3 separate regions of the Homo sapiens genome follow, and all the other regions are linked to region 2. Evidence: chromatin contacts called from ENCODE Hi-C or POLR2A ChIA-PET data. All regions are on one chromosome and are shown on one strand. The core of a region is the stretch at or near the end of the contact, and the rest is flanking DNA. Distances in the headings are between cores, read along the strand shown. Region 1 overlaps LOC101929750 (a long non-coding RNA gene). Region 2 overlaps LOC105372932 (a long non-coding RNA gene). Region 3 holds the start of LINC01655 (long intergenic non-protein coding RNA 1655).

Region 1 (4,708 bases), core at 721-3,220, 350 kb before region 2:
CATCTCTACTAAAAATACAAAAAAATTTTAGCTGGGTCATAGTGGTGTGTGCCTGTAGTCCTTGTTACTTGGGAGGCTGAAGTGGGAGAATTGCTTGAACCTAGGAGGTGGAGGTTGCAGTGAGCTGAGACTGGGCAAGAGAGCGAGACTCTAACTCATTAAAAAAAAAAAGTTAAATTCGTAATACAGTGAATGGTACTCAGAAGGTGCTTAATTAATGGTAGCTTTTGTTCTACCATCTTCAAGATTTATCAGAATAAAACATTTAATATAAAACTTCCAGGGAAAGTTGCAATACTTTTCTTAAATAAAATAGTTGTAGTACTACCTTTAGAATTTTTAGAAAGTCACAGTTTTTAAAAAACAACCCATTAGAATGTATGCATCTACTGGGGAGCATGAGCCACATGAACTCAAATTATTAATCCTGCTTGTGAGTCCATTTGACTAGAGCTGAGTCTTCTAATGGAAAAGCAATTCAGTAATCACTCTTTGGGATTCAGTAAATACCTCATAAATACTTATAAAACATGTAACAGACCCTACTGGGCATTGGGATTGGCATTAAGGTTTATTATTTGATTGTGTTTGAAATCAGAAAAAGCTAAGATTGTGCTACTTATTTTTTATTCAGAGAAGAAATTAACTGGTGACTGGAGCTGATTGACTAGAATGGAGCAACCCACTGGATGTTTATATTAGTCACATAGCAAATATTTTTTCTGAGTAATTAACAAGGATTACTTTATAGTTGAAAACAATTACGGAGCAATTTGTAATTTTCCAAGAGCTTTTCCAATCCTGGTCTTATTGATTCTTTATAACGATTCTATAAATTGTAGGTTATACTGTCTTGTGTATAAATTGTAGGTTATTCTGTCTTCTGAAGATAACCTAGGCTTTAGAGTCAGACAGTACTAGGGAAGAACCAGAGCTTCAACCCCTGTTGGTTATGTGACCTGGAACAGATTACTAAACTGTCCTAAGCTTTAGCTATTTCCATACATAAATTAAGATAATAATATTTACCCTGTATAACCATTATAGAAATTAGTTTATGATAAACTTAGCATTATGTTGGACACACTGCACGTGTTTAAATTGTCATCCATAGGGCTTACCTTTGACTTTTTTTTAATAGTGAGGATAGATTATACTAATCATTCAATTCCCTATTATCAAATTCTCTTGTGACACTACAAGATTACTGGCATGCCTGTAGATGTACTCTAGCCATGCAACAGAACATAGAATATTAAACCTCAAACCTTAAAATTTAGTAGACTACTCTGACCAGTTGACATAAAGAATGTGCTTATATTAATGAAATGACACTAATTTCACCACCATACAATCCTAAATGAACTAAAATCATAGGTGTACACTGGTCAATGGTTTATATCCAAGGAATGAAAATGTAAATTTTATTTCAATATTATTTACAAGTATTCAATTAAATGATTGAAATTATGAACTAATTACATTTCTACTGATGCAGTTTCAGCCACAGAGTTATCTGTGTCAATCACAGAAATAAAACCTGTGTATAGAACTAATAAAGCATCCAGAATTTTTTCACTACTCTCTTCAATTTGAACTCCAGTTTATTACCTGAATAAGAAATGAATCAAAGTATCTTAACTTTTTTTGATGATTTAGATAAATTTTTCTATTTTCATATGGTACAGATATCACAAATATATATTACATATATCAAACACATATATGTAACACATATATATCACATATATATCAGACACATATATAGCATATGTATAACACACATATATATGCCATGTATATATACATACACACACACACAACATATATATATATAAAACACATAGCATCAGGGGTGGGCTGGCGCTGCCTCATACGAGCTTGGCAGAGCCAATTCTGCTCATCTCCTTCCTAGTCTGTGTTCAGCGACATTGCACTGGGAGCTTGAAATCAGCCACAGGGGAGTGTATACACCCAGGAGTCACCAAATGTTACAAATCAGGCCTTTTTAAAATCCAGAGTCACCTTACAAGTACAACACAGCATAGCAGACATTTTTAAAATATTTGTTATATGAACAAGTGAATTAATAAATTCAACATATTTGTATTGTCATTAAGCATAGCAAACATTAGAGGAAGATGACCTCACTTACTAAAACTTCCAAGGCATGTGTCTGTAAAGCAAAAATGTGAGTTCTCTGAGGCAAATTTCAGAAATTATCAGAGTCTAATTTCTTCATGTTTTTGTCTAAATAAGTGGATGAAACCACGCTCCCTTCAAACTTAGGTATCCAGGAAAGCAAACCTAAAATGTTTATGGATCCAAACCAACGGCTTACATGATATTCTCTACATATATATCTGTGATTGTATAAAGTTTCTCCCCATAGGGAACAAGAAAAGAACTGCAGATATTTATCACCTTTTCTAGATTCTTAAGAGTCCTAAAATGTTATCTCAGAGAATGCTAGAGTAACATAAACTTTTTTTTTGTGAAAAATAAGTAAATCACTGCCATATGATGATGGTTACTCAATTTCCAGATGATTTAATGGCTAATCCCAGGGCAATATCTTACTAGTTTCGACCCCTGCTGTGTGATGAGGTTTTGACAGTCATAATTGTACAGCAGGCCATAGTTTAATATAAGTAATTATAAACCAGGAATTATTAATCATTATCTAATAATCTGATACTAAACTATTGGATGTTGCTTGTGAAATAACAAGAAAATTCAAAGTGATTATATCAAGTGATTCTATGATACTTCTAGACAGCAAAATAAAAATAAAAGAAGAGGTTCAAGCCTTGTTAAGGTTTTAGCATCACAATCAGACAGCACCTATAAAATAAGTCAACTATGCCATGGTCCCAGTAGCCAGTAAAGTTCGTTGGGACCAACTTCCTTCCTCTTCAGCTCATGCCTCTTGGAACACATGGGGCAGCTGTGTGCACCTCAGATGGAGCAGCCAAAAAGAGCTCAGAGCTTTGGTCCTGACTTTGCAGCCCAAGTGAGATCATGGGTAAGTCACTTAAACTCTTTGGCCTTATTTTAACAACTCAGGATCATTGACCCTCTCCAATTTATGTCAAGGACAATAACAATAATAATCATCGTTCCCACTAATTTAAGGATGTGAAAAAATGCAGGATGATTTTGGTGGAGAGTTTTGCTGGAGAAAAGCACTCAAATGGGGTCGTCAAGGTAGGTAAACCTGACAAGGGAGTTAGTTTGCAGATTGTTGCAGGCGTGAAGTGCTAGGCCAAAAGTTAGGAAGTTCTCGAAGTGTCTAGGTGTGAAACAATGATGGTCTGAATGAAGATGTAGCCATGAAAATCAAAAAAACATTTATTCATTTTAGAGGCATTGATTTCTACAAATTTCATTGAATTGGTAATTCCAACATAGGAGGCAAGGGAGATAAAGTATCAAAGATGACTAGATGCTGAGGCTGGGTAACCAGTGCAATCAAGATGCCATTAACAAAAAACCCTTGTTTTTTTTTTGTTTGTTTGTTTTTTTGTTGTCGTTTTTTGTTTTTTGTTTTTTTTTTTTACAGTCACAGTTCTAGGAATAGTAATCTATATTTGCTGTCATCTCTTTCATCTCAAATCACTTTTGATCCATTGGCATCTGTCCTGTGTCTATCTCATTGACACTTATCCAAGTCACCAATGACTTCCAACATGCCAAGTTTAATGGGGTGTTTCCATTTTTAAGTATTGATCTCTTTGCTGTATGAGCACTATTCACCATCCCCTTCAGGAAGCCCTCTGTCCCACTGGTTTTTATAATTCATTTTTCAGTATGAAAAACATTTTTAAAAGAGCAGAAAATTTGCATAGGAATCAGAGGTCTTCAGCACAATAACAGAATGAAGCACAGAGCGCAATACCCATGATGTGAATTGTTTATTTTAGAAAATATGTTTAGAATGGAAAAATTTAAAGAAGCAGAATAAAAGAATCAATTATAATCTCACCATGCAGAAGTAGTTCTGCTTTTTTTTTTTTTGAGACGGAGTCTCGCTCTGTCGCCCAGGCTGTAGTGCAGTGGCGCAATCTCGGCTCACTGCAAGCTGCGCACCCCGGGTTCACGCCATTCTCCTGCCTCAGCCTCCCGAGTAGTTGGGACTGCAGGGGCCCGCCACCACGCCCGGCCAAGTTTTTGTATTCTTAGTAGAGACAGGGTTTCACCCTGTTAGCCAGGATGGTCTCCAGCTCCTGACCTCGTGATCCGTCTGCCTCGGCCTCCCAAAGTGCTGGGATTACAGGGGTGAGCCACCGCGCCCAGCCAGTTCTACATTTTTGGCTTGTTCCTTTTTGTATTCTTTTAGGCATTTAAACAAATTGTTAAACTCATATTGTTATGGATTTTGCTGCTTGAATTTTTTTCAGTGAACATCATGTCAAAAGTATTTCTTCATGTAATACAAATTCTTTGTTTCTCCTTCAATTAGGTACATAACATTCATCTTCTTTTCAAGCCATCATTTTTCTAAACATCCTACAATTTTAGACCTCTAAGTGCTTTTTCATATTTTCATTTTATTATACATAATACTGCGGGAGATAATCTTTGTCTACAAATCTTTGGTTATATGTTTGATTATTTCCTTAGGAGAAATTCCTGACGTCAGAGGTGTGAACGGTTGAAGGACTTTAGAAACATAGTCGAATTGTTTTGTAGTGAGGTGCTCCAGTCT
Region 2 (4,407 bases), core at 765-3,264:
CCTCCTCAGGCCTCACTAAAATAGTTGCATAGGATGGTACAGTTCTTTCTCTTAAAGTACTTCTGTACTAGGTAATTTTTTTAAGTCTCTTCTATATATAATTTATTTAAAGATATAAAGGGCCTCTAGGGCTCTCAGGGACCTCCATGTTTTGGCAAGGAAGAGAATGAAAACAGAAGGTTCCTAAAATTATGGAAACTATTTTTTGGGTAACTTAAAGCAAAACAAAACAAATGAACAACAAACAAAAGTAGAGAGATATAAAAGATATCCCTGAAACTGTTTAATCTGGTGACCTTTCTTTACAGACCAAAAGAGCACTTCTTTTCTAAGATTGACATAAATGCATAAATTGTGCATCCTAAACCTTACTGGAGTTATCTAATTCTACTATAATGTCACTTCCAATTATGGGACAAAAAAAGTCAAATCTTATTCTTGCACTTCCTGGTAGAGATATTTTTCACCTGTATCAGGGCCTAGAATTGAAACTGGAAAATAAGCTACAATAGAAACTGAACTATGAAATTGAACTACAGAGTACAGAAGCCAGCTCAGAATACAATTCGTCTGTTTTTACCAAAAACCATGTTCCTGGGAACATACACCTGTTTGCATGCTAAGAATCTTGAAATTTAAAAAAAAAGCATGATAAAATTTAGGAAGAGGACAATTTTTTTTTCACCATTCCCCAAATCTATTGGCCATTTACTCCCCCAATTAGTTTTTCCAAACAACTTTAGAAGATCAACACAAGGTTCAATTGATTATCCTACTTAGATAAGGAATTGTAAATTATTAAGTTTGGCTTTGAGACTTCACTTTACATTTGCACATTTATACTTACATATATACCCATATCTAAAAAATTGCTTTCATTTTTAAAATAATCCCACAGTCAAGTAGTACACCATCATCCAAGCAAGACTGCTTGTGTGAAGATAGACACCTGGTGGTCAATATGTAGAACTGCAGCTCAGGAAAGACCTAGATTTCTTTGAGGTTGTCTCTTGTTTTTTCCCCATTTCCCACTGCTTTCTGGGTACAGATTGCTGTTGATGGTGGACATACTGCAGCTGTGTGTGAGTGAGTCTCAAGTTCAAGTCAAGAGATTTCCAGAACAGTTACATCAACTCCATGAAAGCTTCAGGTCACAAGTTTTCTGAATTATTTGGAGAGCCAACCAATGTAGCATGCTAAGAATTTTTAAAAGTTACTAAAATCTCTTAAGCAAGAAGTTGAACAGGAGCCTCAGTGTTTGGGAGTAAGGGTTAATCTCCACCTACAAATTTCTGCATTTCCTCTGTCAGGATAATAAGCTTCTGTTTCCTTTGGGGAAGAAAAAAGAAGTGTCGATTCCTTTGTCACCACAAAAGCAAGCATTTTGAGCTTTTAAATATGGCCCTGCCCCTGAACCGACCCTGCCTCGTGTCTAAGTGCTTTTCTCCAAATTGAACCTCACAAGACAAAAATACATAACTTAAAGAAATGGCAAGCTAAAATCTCTCTATTTTTTTGTTACTCCTGGCTATTAATTTTATTCTCTTCAATTTTTAAGTCTTGAGATAAGCTTCTGGAAGCAGATACAGAATAGTTTCTAACTTTCTCAGAGTACACTTGGTTTTAGACAGGGAGTGGAATCATAGCATGGGTTCTCACTCTACTTGCATCGGTAAAGGAGGAGGAAAGACATGCATCAGAAGGACAAATGTGTGAGTTGGCTCTATGTCTGATGAAGTGACACACTACAGTGCCGGAGATGCCCTGATTTCCCATTAAGCTACTACAGAGAAAGGCATAGCTTAGTCGCATGGGCTGAATTCCTTATGGTACAATTATAGGCACAGTCACACCTGAAATGACCAGACATCGTGGTCAGAATGCCCTTTGCTTAACTTCTATTGGGCCTTTGCTCTGTGCCAGCCACTGTGCACAGGCTGCCCCAAATCATGCCACAAGCCCTGTCTTTCTTCTTGTTTCCAGTTGGCCCAGATGGACACACAGCATCCCAGTCCTGGCAAGCAGAGGGCTGGGGTGTCCTTGCTTGGGTCTAACCCTGGCCTCCCATCCTGTTTCTAACCGATGTGTGTACTCATATACATACATCATCATGTGAAAGTCAAGGCCTTCTCCAATATTTAGAGGCTGACTGGTCAGTAGTTTTATCACCAGAAAGAAGAATGGGAAAAGATATCAAGAAACCTCCTTTGTCATGAGAGAAACATATTAATTTGGATTGAATAATGTAGTAAATATAGTGACCCCTCTTTCCATCCTCAGTCAAATTAATGTGAACTTCTGGCCAGGTTTGGGGACACTGGAAGAAGACTTCCTCGTTGCGACTATGAGAACTATCATATCACAAGAACCATTTAAATGTCAGATGCACAATCCTCTTTCTGAAACCCTTGTGAACAAATCCACTATTCAGAATTCAGAATTTTCAGACGGTAGATATGTAACACAGTCTATACATTGAATATTGTGGAATACTCTGATCAGGGACTGGAGTAGGACCCCTAATTCAACACATGAAGAGTTCTATTACTGAATGTGTGGTGGTCACATCAGTAGGGATAAAATAAACAAAAGTAGTCTCGCATTGGTTCAGATCAGGCATTATCATCATATGATTCTAGCACACATGAAAAAACACTTGCTTATCAGACTATTTTTGAATATTTGATGGTGGATAGCAGACTGCGGTTCTGCCTGTGTGTGATGCAAGAGACATTCCCAGGCATGCAGCCCTGTCCAGAAGGCTCCTACAACTCTCCAAAATCAATAGGGCAAACTACACCACCAAGAAGGAAATCTATTATCAAGTAGCCCATTTTCTTTGTTCATCAAAAGGCAATGTATTCATCATAAAACTGTAAAACTTTTAGAAGAAAACATAGAAAAATATCTTCATTATCTGGGATTAGGAAAGGAATTTTAAATGATGCAAAAGCATGATACAAAAAAGAAAAAATGAAATTTTATCAAAATCAAAAACTTTTGCTCTGCTAAATCACTTCCAAGAGAATAAAAAGACAAGCCACAGACTAAAAGAAAATATTTTCAAATCTCCTATCTAACAGAGAACTTTATATCCAGATTACATAACAAACTCTCAAAACTCAACAATAAGAAATCAAATAACCCAATTAAAAATGAACAAAGAGATTGAACAGATGCTTCACCAAAGAAGACACAGGAGACTCCCCCACCATCGCCTCCTTAACCACAGGGGATACATTTCAAGACCCCCAGTGGATGCTTGAAACTGTGGATCGTACTGAACCCTAAATAACTACTCATAATAAAACAATTATAATAATTTACTATAATAAAAGTTATGTGAATGTGGTCTCTCCCTCATCTCATACTGCACTCACTCTTCTTCTTGTGATGATGTGAGATGATAAAATGACTATGCGATGGATGTGGTGACAGTAATCTGATAAGTGAGATGCCTACTCAGTGACTAACAGGCAAGTAGCCTATACAGCATGAATACACTGGACAGAGGGGATTCATGTCCCACGGAGCAGGGCTGCGCAAGATTTCATCACACTGCTCAGAACAGTGTGCAGTTTAAAACTTACGAATTGTTTGTTTCTGGAATTTTCTATTTAATATTTTCAGGACACAGTTGACTGCTGGTAACTGAAACTGCAAAAAGAAAAACCTTGGATAAGAGGGGACTGCTGTATAAAGTACGAGAAAAGATGTTTAATACCACAAGCCATTAAGGTAATGTGAATTTAAACAACAGTGAGCTACAACCACACACCTATCAGAATGTCCAAAATAAGGGCAGGCGTGGTGGCTCACACCTGTAATCCCAGCACTTTGGGAGGCCGAGGCAGGTGGATCAGCTGATGTCAGGAGTTCAAAACCAGCCTGGCCAAGAAGGTGAAACCCTATCTCTACTAAAAATAGAAAAAGAAAAAAAAATAGCTGGGCGTGGTGGCGCACGCCTGTAATCCCAGCTACTCTGGAGGCTAAGGCAGGAGAATTGCTTGAACGCGGGAGGCAGAGGTTGCAGTGAGCCAAGATCGCACCACTGCACTCCAGCCTGGGCAACAGAGAGACTCCGTCAAAAAAAAAGAATGTCCAAAATAAATACTGACAACACAGAGTGTTGACAAGGATGCTGAGTAAGTAGAATTCACATACATGATGGCTGGAATTGGAAAATGCTACAGCAACTCTGGATAATAGCTTGGCAGTTTCCTTATAAAGTGAAACATACATCTACGCTATAACTCCACAAGGCCGATCCTGAGTATTTACCCCAGGAAAATGAAAATGTATGTTCACATGAAACTGATAAACAAAACTTCAGAGTAGCTTTTTTTTTTTTTTTTTTTTTTTTTTTACACAGTAGCTTCAAACTGAAAATAACTTGAATGTCCCTCA
Region 3 (4,571 bases), core at 928-3,427, 400 kb after region 2:
TTGTGTATAGCAGGTGGGCAGCAGAATGGGAGTTCTTGAGATTTAACTCTCGTGAGGTTCCCTGGGTCCCTGTGTGCCTGAGTCAGGACCTAAATGTGGCTGAGAGTCCAGCTCACCGGTGGAGGGGAGGAAAGGTTCCTTTTCTTTGCACATCCATCGCTAGGTTCATGGGTAAGGTGCCCCTTACGAAAGACAGATTTACAAGAGAAAGGTATACAAATGTATTAATGTAAGTTTTATGTGGATGGAAGCCTTTGGAAACGAAGACCCAAAGAAAGAGAGAAGCTTGTTTATTTTTATGCTTGGGTTGATGAAGAGTGGATAGTCATGGAGAAATATGATTGGAGGACAAAAAGGTGTGATCTGATGGTAACAACCTTGGGGGAACTTAGCAAGACCTCCTTGTTCAGATTCTTCCTGGCCTCTGTGTCTTTGAGGATAAGGATGTTCCTTTCCTCTAGGTATAGAGATGGCACCTTTTTTTTTTTTTGAGACTGAGTCTCTTTCTGTCACCCAGGCTGGAGTGCAGTGGTGTGATCTCAGCTCACTTCAACCTCTGCCTCCCGGGTTCAAGTGATTCTCCTGCCTCAGCCTCCCAAGTAGCTGGGACTACAGGTGTGTGCCACCACGCCTGGCTAATTTTTTGTGTTTTTAGTAGAGACAGGGGTTTCACCTTGTTAGCCAGGATGGTCTCGATCTCCTGACCTCATGATCTGCCCACCTCGGCCTCCCAAAGCGCTGGGATTACAGGCATGAGCCACTGCACCCGGCCTGAAGGCACCTCTTGAATGAGGATCTTGTGGTCTCTTTCAGGTGGTCAGAAAATTCTGTCTAGGTTTGATAGTCTGCTTTAGGGGAGAAGGGCAAGAGGAGGTCAGAGAGTGTCCTTACTGCTTCTGCTGTTTTCTAAAATGCCAAGGGGCCATATTTTGGAGCAGCCTGTCCTGAACTCCAACAGCAAAGGTAGAACAGGGCAGAGTGATAGCCTGGTCAGGAAGTGAATGAATGGGACTCACAGCCACACTGATTGTCTCTAGTGACACCAAGAGCTCAGGTGAGGCTAAATCAGCCAGGAACCCCCAGGGGCCCAAAGAGGATGGTCAGGAGTAGGAGGAAGACATCACAAGTCATAGAAAAGAGATAGGAGGGCCGTTTTCTCTGCATATGCCAGTTATAACAGTTGAATTTGCACTCCCCAGTACTCCTAGAGACTCTAACATTGTGAGAAAGCCAATTCTTTCAGAATGTGGAAGACTCGTCAGTTGGACCTGCCAAATCCACCTGTATACTTTGCTATAGTATCAGAAATGATTCTTTTTTATTTTCTCTCTCCCCAAGGACCAAGATGGATTTCCAGCCTGGATGTTTTGGCGGGGATTCTACCCAGCGGTGGGGGGAAGAACCACGTGCCCTTCCAACCTTGCGTCAGCAATCCCATGAGGCCCGCCATGAGTCACTGCCAGTGGCCCAGACTCAGTTGTGTGGAGTCTCACACCCTGGGGCGAAACTAGCTAAGTTCATGGGTCTTTCCTGTCTGTGTTCTCAGTGACTCACCCGAAACAGATAATAACAGTGAGGTTGGGCACACCATGTGACTGGTGCCAGCCAGAACAGGTCATGCTGTTAACCCTTGGATCCCAGGCCACCAACTGCTGACTCCCAGGCCCTGGGACAGGCCCATGACACACTTGAGTGGTATCTCCTTCCTATCTCTCTGGGATACTTGGTCAAGGTTTCAGTTTTGGAAATATGACCTTCCCTTGTAAAGGATCTCAAACTTGGGGTGGTTACTGATAGAGACTGCATCAATAACTATTACCCAGGAGGGGCCCATTGTCCTAAAACACCACCAGAGCACAAGTGAGGAGTTTTCATTCATCAAATTGGGTGTTCTTCAAAGTTTGCCAAGGTGCAGATCCTGACCCCTTTCCTGGTTCTTTCCATCAGTTGGGTGATTCCCAAAGTCTGGGGAAAGAAAGAGAAAGGAGGAATTTAAGAATGGAACAGATGATTTCTCCCACCTCAGACAAGCAGACTGTGAGCTCACCGTGTATCTTAAGTATTTGTGGGCAGGGTCCCAGGCAGGACTGTAACATGTCAGCATATGACTTAAAGGCTTGGTGACAGAACAAGGATCCACCCAGCTCAGCTGCCCTGCCAGGGTGTTCTCATTGCCTCGCCAGCTTCAGATCACTCCCCAGGGATGCTGCATTCATTATGAAAACCTCTGGTCAAGGTTGAAAGCCTGCAGGATATGTACTATGACCTCATAATTCACATGGGATAGTCCAGAGGTCTCTAAGACTCTCCAAAATATTATTATGATGCAACCTTTACCCCATAATATGTGACAGAGCATAACTCAAAATTTAAGTGATCCTTTGCTGACCCTTAATGAGGTTAAAGTGAAAAAACAAAACAAACAAACAAACAAAAGACAAGATGAGCTGAGATGCTGAGGCTGGGCAGTGATCTGAGTGCTGAGGGTTGCTGATTCTTCAAGATACACATTGCTCCAGGTCATGGGGCAGGGTGTATATGTACATATGTGTGTGAGTGTGAGAGAGTGGGGGACTGGGTAGGAGACTGGAGTAGGGAGAGGGATGGGACATGTTGCTATGGAGAGAGAGCAGTGAAACAGGCAGTACGAAAGAATACGATCATGTCAGACAGTCGAGGATCTGGGTCTCAGCCCTGACATTCACTACCCAGGTGGCTTTGACAATTCATGAGTCTTCTCTCTTTCACCTGTAAAGTGGGGTAACAAAGGTAGATTTGTTAAGTGAGGAGATAATATGTGTAATTGCCTAGGAGAGTTCTAGTCACATAGCAGATCATCAGTGGAGGTCCACTCCAATGATGACTGACAACTAGCTGAGAAGTGAATGAGCAAGCCAGGCCAGAAAATTTTATGAACAGTGAAAACTGCAGCCCAAAGTTCTGTGTATTTCTCAACAGGAAAACAGCTGTATCCTATTTTATGGTGTACAAATACTTTCACTTATGTCACCTCATTCTTCCTCTCAGAAACCCTCTAAGGAATTTATTGTAGTGATGAGGAAACTGAGGCCCAAGACCACACAGTCGGCAAGGCTGGAACTGGACCCTAAGTCCTATGCATCTTTATGCTACCCCATGAGGGAGCAGCTGCAAGTCATGAACACACGTCCATCATGCAGCATCATGGGTGTGGCACCCAAAGGATGAGCTGGAAAATGAAACATTATAAAGATTTTGTGTTAACTGCAGAAACTCTAGAAACCAGGCATTGATTCCTCCACTCCAGAAATATTTATTGAGGATCTACAATGTGCTGGGCACTGATCCCAATGCTGAGGATATGTCAATGAACCAACTAAACAAAGCCCGGATTCCTAAGAGACAACAGTAAACAATAAGCATAGTAAGTGAGTAAAGTGTGTCGTATTTTAGAGGGTGTTAAGTGCTTTGGGAAGAGGAAGGAGTAGAGCAGAGTAAGAAGGATCTGGATTGCAGGCCACAGGATGGTTGCAATTTAAAGTAAGTTAATCCAAGTCAACCAGACTAGGGAAAAGATTTAAGTTGGGGGTCAAGGGAGTGAGGAGTGAATACCCAGAAGCAGAGTGTTCCAGGCAGAAAGGAAAGTCAGAGTCAAGTCCTAAGGCAGGCAGATGCCTGGCATATTTGGGGAAACTTCAACACCCAGAGCACAGTGCTGGCACCATGAAGATTGATGGATTGATTATGATGGTGGATCACCAGCCCACAAGCTCAGTTTTATGGTTTCTAGAAAGTCTATTCAAGACTACAAGGCCCTTCCACTGATACACTCACAAATCTGAGCCTCTTGGGCCAGTACATTGAATGAGATAGTATCGTTTTAGTAAGGATTCTTTTCTCTATCAAGGGAATCTTTTCAATAGTGAATTGTGTTCTTGTACTTAAAATATTTCATCTCTAAAGGTTCCATTGATGTCTGACTCTGCAGAAATGACTTGGTGGTATAGACAGGACCCTGATATAGGGATCTCTATTGATGACACTTGACCTGCTGCTGTTTAGTTATATGTTCCATAAAGGCAGCCCGTAGGTCCCATCTCTTTACTCAGGCACTGAAGTGTTCCCTGCATCTGGCGCCTCTTGTCCCTACATCCTTACCTCCTCTGCTGTCTTTTACACATCCCTCACTATAAGTCAAGCTAGAAACCTGTGCTCTCCAAATCCTGCCAGAACTAATTCAGAAGAAAAACATTTTATCGCATAAAAGTTTGTATATAACAATTAAGCATGCATTGAAATCTATATTTGCATTTAATTTTCTGATAGCTTGAAAACTAATGTAAAACATTTTTAAATCTTTTTAGCAAATAAAGTTTGCCCCAGCCCCCTCCAGACAGTGTGCCTTTCCTGGTGTTACCTGTCTCTCCTTTCTTTGCCGTAGATTACCCATACTTGGTATCAGTTACCAGTGTGTCTGCATAAGAAAAAATTTAAATAAAAAGTGTGTGCAAACATTGCAAAACAGTTTTCATAGAAAATAAAATATTTTTAGAGACAAGTTAATGCTTCCCAGGATTAACAGCAGGTAAAAT

Evidence for each region. Hi-C counts contacts between places; a loop is a spot of excess contacts on that map. ChIA-PET counts read pairs that join two places held with the same protein, here RNA polymerase II (POLR2A). Pooled maps may share reads with other maps.
Region 1: a loop to region 2 is called in a map of PC-3, with 2.9 times the contacts of the local background. The contact joins two enhancer-like sites. A Hi-C loop is called at or near these places in 3 of 168 maps with a recorded cell type or tissue (CD14-positive monocyte, IMR-90 and PC-3), 1 of 37 single-sample maps with no recorded cell type and 4 of 50 pooled maps.
Region 3: a pooled map shows a loop between it and region 2 (9-fold over the local background). The contact joins the promoter of LINC01655 here to the enhancer-like site in region 2. A Hi-C loop is called at or near these places in 1 of 168 maps with a recorded cell type or tissue (endothelial cell of umbilical vein), 2 of 37 single-sample maps with no recorded cell type and 12 of 50 pooled maps. POLR2A ChIA-PET finds 5 or more read pairs at or near these places in 2 of 52 experiments (activated CD4-positive, alpha-beta memory T cell and activated CD8-positive, alpha-beta memory T cell).

The regions. Positions count from the first base shown.
Region 1 is chr1:221,087,426-221,092,133 of GRCh38, forward strand. The region is part of intron 5 of LOC101929750 (a long non-coding RNA gene); the gene reads left to right. Among named protein-coding and RNA genes, the nearest start is that of HLX-AS1, 210 kb to the left of the region's middle. Within about 2 kb of position 1,971, at least 3 of the 41 ENCODE cell types and tissues checked have a DNase peak (open chromatin) inside an H3K27ac peak, as active enhancers do.
Region 2 is chr1:221,434,659-221,439,065 of GRCh38, forward strand. The region is part of intron 3 of LOC105372932 (a long non-coding RNA gene); the gene reads left to right. Among named protein-coding and RNA genes, the nearest start is that of LINC02817, 100 kb to the left of the region's middle. Within about 2 kb of position 2,015, at least 2 of the 41 ENCODE cell types and tissues checked have a DNase peak (open chromatin) inside an H3K27ac peak, as active enhancers do.
Region 3 is chr1:221,838,489-221,843,059 of GRCh38, forward strand. It overlaps LINC01655 (long intergenic non-protein coding RNA 1655), which reads right to left and starts at 2,178. Exons shown (of 4, transcript NR_125989.1): 1 at 2,048-2,178; 2 at 1,820-1,965. RefSeq lists enhancers at 863-2,062, 879-958, 1,329-1,378.